2 separate regions of the Homo sapiens genome follow, and region 2 is linked to region 1. A link is an interaction called in ENCODE POLR2A ChIA-PET data of the cell type or tissue named here. Cell type or tissue: PC-3. All regions are shown on one strand. Each heading gives the region's core, and the rest is flanking DNA. Links, peaks and the distances in the headings are about the cores only.

Region 1 (4,405 bases), core at 159-4,158:
CTAATCCACCATGTTTGTTACATGAGAAACCACACTGTAATTGGCTCAATAAGGTTAATATGGTATTTCCATTACTTGTTCAAAATTTAGTTCTTTTGAGCTTTAAGAGCAACCCCAATTCTAGTTTTCTGTGATTTTGAGAATAATTTCTGTTTACCCTGTCACTGATCCATATTTCTCCTTTCAGACTATAATCTTAGTTTCAAAAGTCCATCTCCATTTTTTTAAGGCTTTAAGAATTACCTTGGTCTTCTCCAACTCTTTCACAAAACAGCAGCTGAAATTTCTAACAGTAGAGTTCTGTTACCTAAATTATGACATATCAATATAATAAAAAATCATGTTATAGATGTATATTTACTAATCTAAAAATGTTTATGATTTAATATTATAAAAAGCAGGTTTTACAACTGTACAGAACATGGTAACAACTTTTGTTCCACAAAATAAGTATGATCACAATAGCCAGGTAAATATTGCAGACTGGACAATATTTACCTTTACTCTTCCTTGAAACTCCACTAAAATGACAATTCCATAAAGGAAATAAGAGAGAAACTGCAGGTAGCAGCCTTAGAAGTGAAGTCAGGGAAGATGCCTCTGAGACAACCATGCGAGAGAAGTTATCCAACAGCTGAGAATGAGCCTCTGTGTGAAGAATTGGAGAAAAGCACATCAAGACTAGGGAATAAGAGCAAAGGCCCAGAGGTGGCAAAGGGCTTTTCATTTATGATAAATTAAAACCCAGGAAGAGCCTTTGATGGGTTTTAAATTTGGGAGTGACATGATCTGATTTTTTGTTTTTTCTCTTGCTATGGCAAGGAAATCTATTAGAATTTGGCAAGACTGGCAGCAGAGGACCAATGAGGATTCCATTCCTGTTGTCCAGGTGAAAAATGATGTGATTTGGGCTAGGAGGAGGCTGCTGAGATTAAAAAATAGAAATATATTTTGGTGGTATATTTTGATGATATATTGATATGTTTGATGACAGAGATATATTTTGTGATATATCCTATTTGTTCCCTAGGACTTTAACATCCCTATCTGGATATTAAAATAAGAGAAATCAAGCATGTCATTAGCTTCCACAATGTGGCAAATACTGTGCCATCTACTGGGATGATATTTATATATTCAGGATATCTATTATGATTGGTTGAGCATCAATGGGATGCCCCTTGGTGGGGGTAGAAAACTACTTAAGAATTATATCACTTATTCTTATGTCTAGATGTATAGACTACAAATTACTTGCAAAAAAAATCCAGTTCAGAGATGAATTATTTGAAAGGAAATTCCTAGTTCTATAAATAACTAAGACACACAGTTTTAAAAGGAGACATAATACTGGCTTCTTAAAAGTGTTTTAACACAACCTACCTCACTATTTTACAAAGAGAACTTGTTCTTATAAGGCCATGGATTCATTTGCCAAAGGAATCCAGGCCTATGTGGCAAAGGGACCCACTTATTGACTCTGCTTCTTGAGACTCAGAGTTAAGTAGACTTGGGAGGGTGGACAGAGTGGTCCTGCCCCAGGCTCAGTGGCTAAAACTGTCAAGGAGGTCCCTGAAATAACCTTGAAGAATGGGCAAGTCTAGGCTGCACTGTGAAGAGTCTCAGTAGTGTGTGACTAAGGCTAGCCATAGTCACACACTTCCCAGGCTGCACTGTGAAAAGTCTCAATGGTGTGTGACTAAGGCTAGCCATGATGACATAGTGATACACAGAAGGTTTTGCTGTAGTGAATAACGACAGAATATCTGCATGCAAACTAAGAGCTATAATTTCAAAGCCCGAGTTCAGAGCCCCAGTGGTGTGCTGAGAGGCATTCAGACCAACAAGGGCATGACACAGAATAGACAAGCATCTGTTGGCCTTTGGGCACAGTCTTCAACAGTGACACTAGGTACCAGCCAGGATCAATAGCAATCCTGAGTTGATTAGTCATTACTGATCTCTTTATGCCCAGCCCTGGGAGCAGGAATGGCCCTGCCTATCAACCCATCCTCTGCAGCAAGTAAGTATATCCCTGGTATTCTTGGGAAATTGGCCAGAAGAGAGGAGAGATGAATTGGCCAGGTAGGTAGAGAAAGCTCAAGAGTGATAGTTAGGACTTCCTGCTAATAAGGCACTTAGTGGCTTGAATATGTTTCACAAATAAATACATAAAACATATCTGCTCAGATTTATATACAAATTTCAAGGGCAAATCATTCAAATGTGTATTCCTTCAAAGTTTTATACATATGAATGACTTATAAGTGCATATATGTTTAATTTCCCAAAACATTAAAAGTTATCTCTGAATGATAAAATATCTAGGCAACATATAATTTTTTTATCTTCAAAATTTTCCAAATATAAAAATGATATGTCAGAAAAAAAATAATGATGTAAGTTTTTTTTTTTTTCCTAAGGAGTGGAGGGCCACAGAGTTTAATATAGTTAGTTGAAAAACTCTGTTTTTTTTTTTTCTTGCTGAATATCTAAGGCCAGTGTGCTACCCACAGAACCCATCAGGTATGAATTTTGAGGAGTTTCCATGTCCTGGGTTCCCCTCCACTCCCAGTCCAAAGACTCCCCAGAACCAGCTGGGTAGAAGAAGACACTAATAAATATCTCAGATAAAGTTGGACCTCTGACCTTATAGAGCAGTAGTTACCATCACTTCTTGTGAGAAGTGGGAAGAGCAAGGAGAGTATAGGCTGGAAACGGCTCAGTCATCCCAGGTTACTCAAGAATATGGGTCTTAGTTATTCAGCATGCTATTACATTTATAGTATGCTTATTGACTTATTTCAGGAACAATGCTGACCTTTCAGATCGTTCTGAATGACAGTAGGCTCCTGCTATGATTTGAATGAATTCCCACAAAATTCAGATGTCACATTGGGAGGCAGGGCCTTTAAGAGGTGAGTAGGTCATGAGGGCTCCTCTCTTGTGAATGGGACTAAGACCCTTGTAAAAGTGGTTTTCATGTCAGGCACAGTGGCTCGCACCTGTAATCCCAGCACTTTGGGAGGCTGAGGCAGGCGGATCACTTGAGGTCAGGAGTTCCAGACCAGCCTAGCCAACACGGTGAAACCCCATCTCTACTAAAAATGTAATAATTAGCCGGGCATGGTGGTGCATGCCTGGAGTCCCAGCTACTCGGGAGGCTAAGGCATGCAAATCGCTTGAACCTGGGAGGCAGAGGTTGCAGTGAGCCAAGATTGTGCCACTGCGCTGCAGCCTGGACCACAGAGTGAGACTCTGTCTCATAAAAACTAAAAAAATAAAAAATAAATGAAATACAAGCCTTCAGCTTGCTTGTCCTTCTGCCTCCCACCATGTGAAGGTTCTTCCCCTCTGGAAGATGCAACAGTATGGCGCCATCTTGGAAGTAGAGAGCAACCCTTGCCAGACAACCAAACCTGCTGGCTCCTTGATCTTCGACTTAGCCTTTAGCACTGTGAGAAATACATTTCTGTTTTTTATAAGTTACCCAGCCTGTGGTATTTTGTTATAGCAGCACTTCCATAGACCATAGACCAGCCTCCCTCCACCTGGGTACATGCACCTCCATGGCAGCATTTCTGAAGGAGTCATTATAAAATCTTTATAATATTGATGCTCGTTTTCCACCAAATGGAAGTCTATAGCTTCTAGAATCTTAGTTGTATCTTGGTGACAAGCTTTTAATTCACTTTAAAAATGTTAACAACCATTTATATTATTAGCAAATCTCTTTTTAAAAGTTTCCAAATGTCTACCCCTTTTCATATAAAAAATAGGCCTTTTTTTTTCAGGAGAGAGAGGAAACTTACTTTGTTATAATACATGGCATGAGTCATGGAAAGAGCTTGAATAATTTGTAGACACGTTGCTATTGAGTCATCGTGAATGATACAAGACCACTTGAATACTGATGAAGTTAAATCCTTTATAATCATAAGAAATAAAAATACTACTACTTTTTTATTTTATAAAACTCAATTTCACTTTTAACCTAGAAGAGACACTGAGGCTAGATAGTAACAATTATCATTCATATATGAGGAAGCTTATTCCCTAAGAAGCCAAATGGGATCTTCAGCAGAGAGAAAGAAGTGGAGGTATAACATGGACTTGAACACAAGTATTACCTCTCCTTATCTAATAAATTCCTTTTTCCACCACAATAGGTAGAATATTATATTAAGAACCAAATTGTCTCAATTGTGACAAACATCTTCAAGGATCTTGTGATTCTAAATGTTTTAAGCTATATGACTGACAGGGTTTGATGGGTGCATTGGAAAGCCAGTGATTTATTATATAATTTAAGTGCCCATCTGTGCAGCTGGGCAAAGACATAGCTGATGAAAATATCAGCTGTCCAGCTGTTTTCTCTGCTCCATAAAGGTCATGAGGATTGCTT
Region 2 (4,405 bases), core at 261-4,260, 92 kb after region 1:
CTCGTTGGCTCTCTTATACTTGTTATTGCAACTTAGACTTTACATTGTGATTTCACTGACGTTGCTTTGTTTGCTCTGTATAACCATGCTCTTAGGTAGGTGTCCTTATTCCCATTTTACAGATGAAGGAACAGGCTCAAAGTTGTTAAGTGTCTTGACCTAGGATATTGAGTTTGCAGTGGCTCCCCTGCGACCAGCACTCATATATTCTGGCCATTTGTCTAGAGAGCAGTGCAAAATTTATCTTTTTGAGCTAAAATTTTTTTTTCTTGTACTTAATTTCAACCTGATAAGTTATTATAAATATTTGGAGTAGCAGTGGTGAAGAAAATCCGGTGCTAATTTTGTTCATGCCCTGTGAGCTACAAAATATCAGTTAAGGCCCATGTAGGGCCTTAAATTTTGGGTGTACTTAAATTTATTTGTGCATTTAAATAAGTGTACTAAAATTATGTAGAAAGACTGTCCATTTGACTTAACTTTTTTCACAACTTGTGATGGCAAATTAAATGTATAGTGACCACATACTGACAAACAATGAACTTTTAGGTGTATGTTGGGATTTGTAAGTGAGATTTGGATTATATTTAGATTATGTTAATCCCCCCCCCATGAGACATATTTCTGAAGTTACAATGAAAATTAATTAGAGAATATGATTTGATATTCAGATACCTGAGCTACTCCTATTTCTGTAACATGTTCATATTGTAACTTGATATTAACTGATGTTTTTAAAGAAGTATAAGCAAATTCTATAATTTTTTTTTTTTTTAAGAGATGGAGTCTGGCTCTGTTACCCAGGCTAGAGTGCATCGGTGTGATTATAGCTCACCACAGCCTCAAACTCCTGGGCTCAAGTGATCCTTCTGCCTCAGCCTCCCAAGCAGTTGGGCTACAGGTGTTTGTCACCACGACTGGATAGTTTTTCTTTTTAAACTTAAAATGCTTTTTAGTTTGGCACTCCGTAGTAAAGGAGGTTCCAGAAGCCAGTAAGAGAACCTCTGCCAACTATGAAAGAGAAGATATTTCTATCTACAAGTTATTTCAGGATCAATTATTCAATTAATATTTTATATAATAGAAAGGTTTTATTTGTTAGGACTTTATCTTTAAGTTCCCCAAGAGTAAAAAGGTCTAGTCATTATTATACTGTGGGAGAATGATAGAAGATTGATTACATTAGAACTCCAGAACTTCTATTTATTTAAAAGATTTAAGATTTGACACAAAAGCGGTTTATTTTAGAATGTTTATTTCTATAGATTGTCATTACTTCAACTCAGTTTTCATAATTTGTATTTGAGTATACTAACTTTGGAACATAGTGTAATATTAATGGCTACAGAAGAGGTTTGTTGAAGAATTGTAATTTGAAAGAACAGCATATGTTTATTGAAGAGAGCATATAGAGATGGAAGTGGTTAGAAACTATGAACTTTCTTTAGTTTGGCTTTTCATGTAAAGTGGAATATGAAAACAAAAGTCCTAAAGACAGTTCAGCAGAGTTCCTCTTCACCCTGTTTTTAAGCAGTGATGTAAACCATGAATTTAGTGTTTCCACCCTCTTTTATACCATGCAACAACCTGTGAAGTAGGAACTATTATCTCCACTTTGAATGAGGTACTGAGTTTCAGAGGCTCAGCAACTTGCCCAAGGTCATTCTTCTGGTAAATGGTGTTGCTGGCATTCCATCCCAGTTCATTCTGTCTACTGGAGGCCATATTTATAATCACTCACTCCCCTATCGTGCCTCCTAGGCTTCCCACGTGGCATTCATACCACTCCACAATGCATGGACCAGTCTAGGCTCCCACTGAATTTCTTATGCCTATGGCAATAAGGCATGGCTTTCCAGCCCAGGGTAAAAGAGCTTTTTCTCTATTTGTGTTTCTGCATTGTTAAGCCTGTTGTCATACACACAGTTGCTCCTCAGTAGCTTATTTCTTGACTCATTCTAAACATATGGTAAACTTCTAAAGTTAAAAAAAGTTAGTGTTATATTGAGATGAAATATCTGTGATTAAAAAAATGAACATCATGTCACAATATAAAAAAGAAAATAGGTTTGGATTCAGATAACTTAAATCCAAAGAGAATTATATTTTAGCTTTAAAAGGGATTCTACAGATGATCTTGGAGCATTATAATCTATCATTATAAATTTGAAGAAAGGAAGGCCTAGATTAAGAAACTAGGACCCAGGCCATTTGAGTGGCAGAGGTGGAACTGAGATATAAGACTTCTGGTTTGGTGTTTTGCTGTAGAAATCTGTTTAGCTCCAAAATGATGTAAAACACATTTTTAGCCAATTCACGACACCATCTTTACAGCAGGAATAGGTGAACAATTTGTTTTTATTGTTTATAAATGGTTAAAAAATTAAACCAAAATGTTATGTATTGTTAGAATGAAACTATAGGTAATACATTATGCATGTCAACTTTGAAGTTATGTTACTAGTTCTACTTTATTTAGTGGCACAACATGATTTTAGTAGTTAACGGATAATAAACTGTACGTGGCTTCAGTTTAGTTCCCTGTGTCCTGTGAAAACAGAGCAAGAATTTGCAAAACAATAACACATTGTTAAATGGCATACCAGTTTATCAAATGCCCTAAGTTTATTACAGTCTGATTTTAGGAAAAACCATTCCAGCTTCACAACAGCTCATCCTAATCTTAAGCAAAAGAGTCTTTAAAAGCCATTTCAAAGCTGTTAGATTTTGTTCTGTCCATGAAAGCATAAATTGCTCATAGCTGTTGATGAGGAGAAAAGAAGTTTGTAAAGCCATAACAGATTTAGTTGTGAAAGGGTCATTTAACTGATTTGTGTACTGCGACGCCTCATGGTGGCTGTATTAAGAAACTACTGTAGTGAAATATTGCGACCACATACCTTGTCACTCGGACTGAATCCATTTACATGTATGCAGGCTAAACATTAGTAAGTTAAAATTCCAAATAATATTTTTAAGGTTAGTATATTTGTAAGTTTTATTTGGGAGAAAATATCTTTTGTCCTGCAGTTCAGGGAGGAAACTTCATATGCCTTATCAGAGTTCTGCTCCTGGGAGTTCACCTGGGAAATGACCATCATTCAGCCCTGAACTTCCAGAAAATACTAGCCAGGTAATCTGGGCAGCTGCGACTCTATTCTGCTCCTTTGTGTAAATGAGAAAAAAGTTACCTCTTTTTGTGATACTTTATTTCTAAGTGTTGGAAAATTGTCATAATAGATTGATTTTGTTAGAACACAACACTTTACTGCATTTTGAAATGTCGTCACAGAGATACAGATCTGTGCTTGCTGATGTGAATGGCATCTCTTAGGGTTCTAGAACATAGCATGACTTCCACAGATGTATACAGAGACCCTGCAGGCAGTTATATCCTAGGAAATCATGTCTTTAGACATGAGATGTTAAAACATCACATCTGGAAACCTGTACATATTATATATTTATTGAATGTAAAATGCTAGTTATTTGTAAAATCGTTACTTTAAAAGTTATAAATATAATAGAAGCCTGGCACAGTGGCTCACACCTATAATCCCAGCACTTTGGGAAGGCCAAGGCGGGCAGATCACTTGAGGCCAGGAGTTCAAGACCAGCCTGGCCAACATAGCGAAACCCCATCTCTATAAGAAATAAAAAATTTGACTGGGCATGGTGGCTCACGTCTGTAGTCCCAGCACTTTGGGCGGCCAAGGCGGGCGGATCACGAGGTCAGGAGATGGAGACCATCCTGGCTAACACAGTGAAACCCTGTCTCTACTAAAAAAAAAAAAAAAAAAGAAAAAAAGTAGCCGGACATGGTGGCGGGCACCTGTAGTCCCAGCTACTCAGGAGGCTGAGGCAGGAGAATGGCATGAACCCGGGAGGTGGAGCTTGCAATGAGCCGAGATCCGCCATTGTACTCGAGCCTGGGCAACAGAGCGAGACTCCGTCTCAAAAAAAAAAAAATTTTTTAAAAAGTAATAGAAATTAAGAGAATACATTATAGAGACGTTTCTTTACCTCTGCGGTTTATTGACAAAAGTCTTTACATTCTGTTACATATCTCTTGGCCCAACCAATTTAATGTATTTTCCAAGTTAGTGTGTCTTTTAGAGTTTGATTAAAGAAGAAAATTTTCTGACCTTTATTAAAAAGCTTTTCTTTATTAGATGGGTACAGTAATAGAATGCAAAATGACTTTAAGCATCTATCCCCTTTATCCATCATTAAAAGCTAATTGTCACATAATATAAGTGCAACTTGATGGGATTTTTAACGTACCAAAAATTGGCAATCTGTGATGAGGAAAGTGGGCTCTGTGAGGACTCAAGTTAAGAGAATGAAAGAAAAAATGAAGCTTTTATAAATCTTAAGTGGTAGCTAAATGGAAATAAAAGCTTTT

The links. Peaks named below come from ENCODE experiments on the same cell type or tissue, not always from the same donor. Only the 100,000 strongest peaks of a DNase experiment are listed, where the experiment ranks them.
Region 2: POLR2A ChIA-PET joins it to region 1 with 6 read pairs; 2 of 35 experiments call an interaction of 5 or more read pairs at or near these places.

The regions. Positions count from the first base shown.
Region 1 is chr3:107,448,781-107,453,185 of GRCh38, forward strand. The region is part of intron 1 of LINC01990 (long intergenic non-protein coding RNA 1990); the gene reads left to right. Among named protein-coding and RNA genes, the nearest start is that of LINC01990, 20 kb to the left of the region's middle. In PC-3, for the core only: no CTCF peak of the experiment used is centred there; a DNase peak (open chromatin) is centred at 1,681.
Region 2 is chr3:107,541,060-107,545,464 of GRCh38, forward strand. The region is part of intron 2 of BBX (BBX high mobility group box domain containing); the gene reads left to right. Among named protein-coding and RNA genes, the nearest start is that of BBX, 20 kb to the left of the region's middle. In PC-3, for the core only: CTCF peaks have their summits at 2,836 and 3,038; no DNase peak of the experiment used is centred there.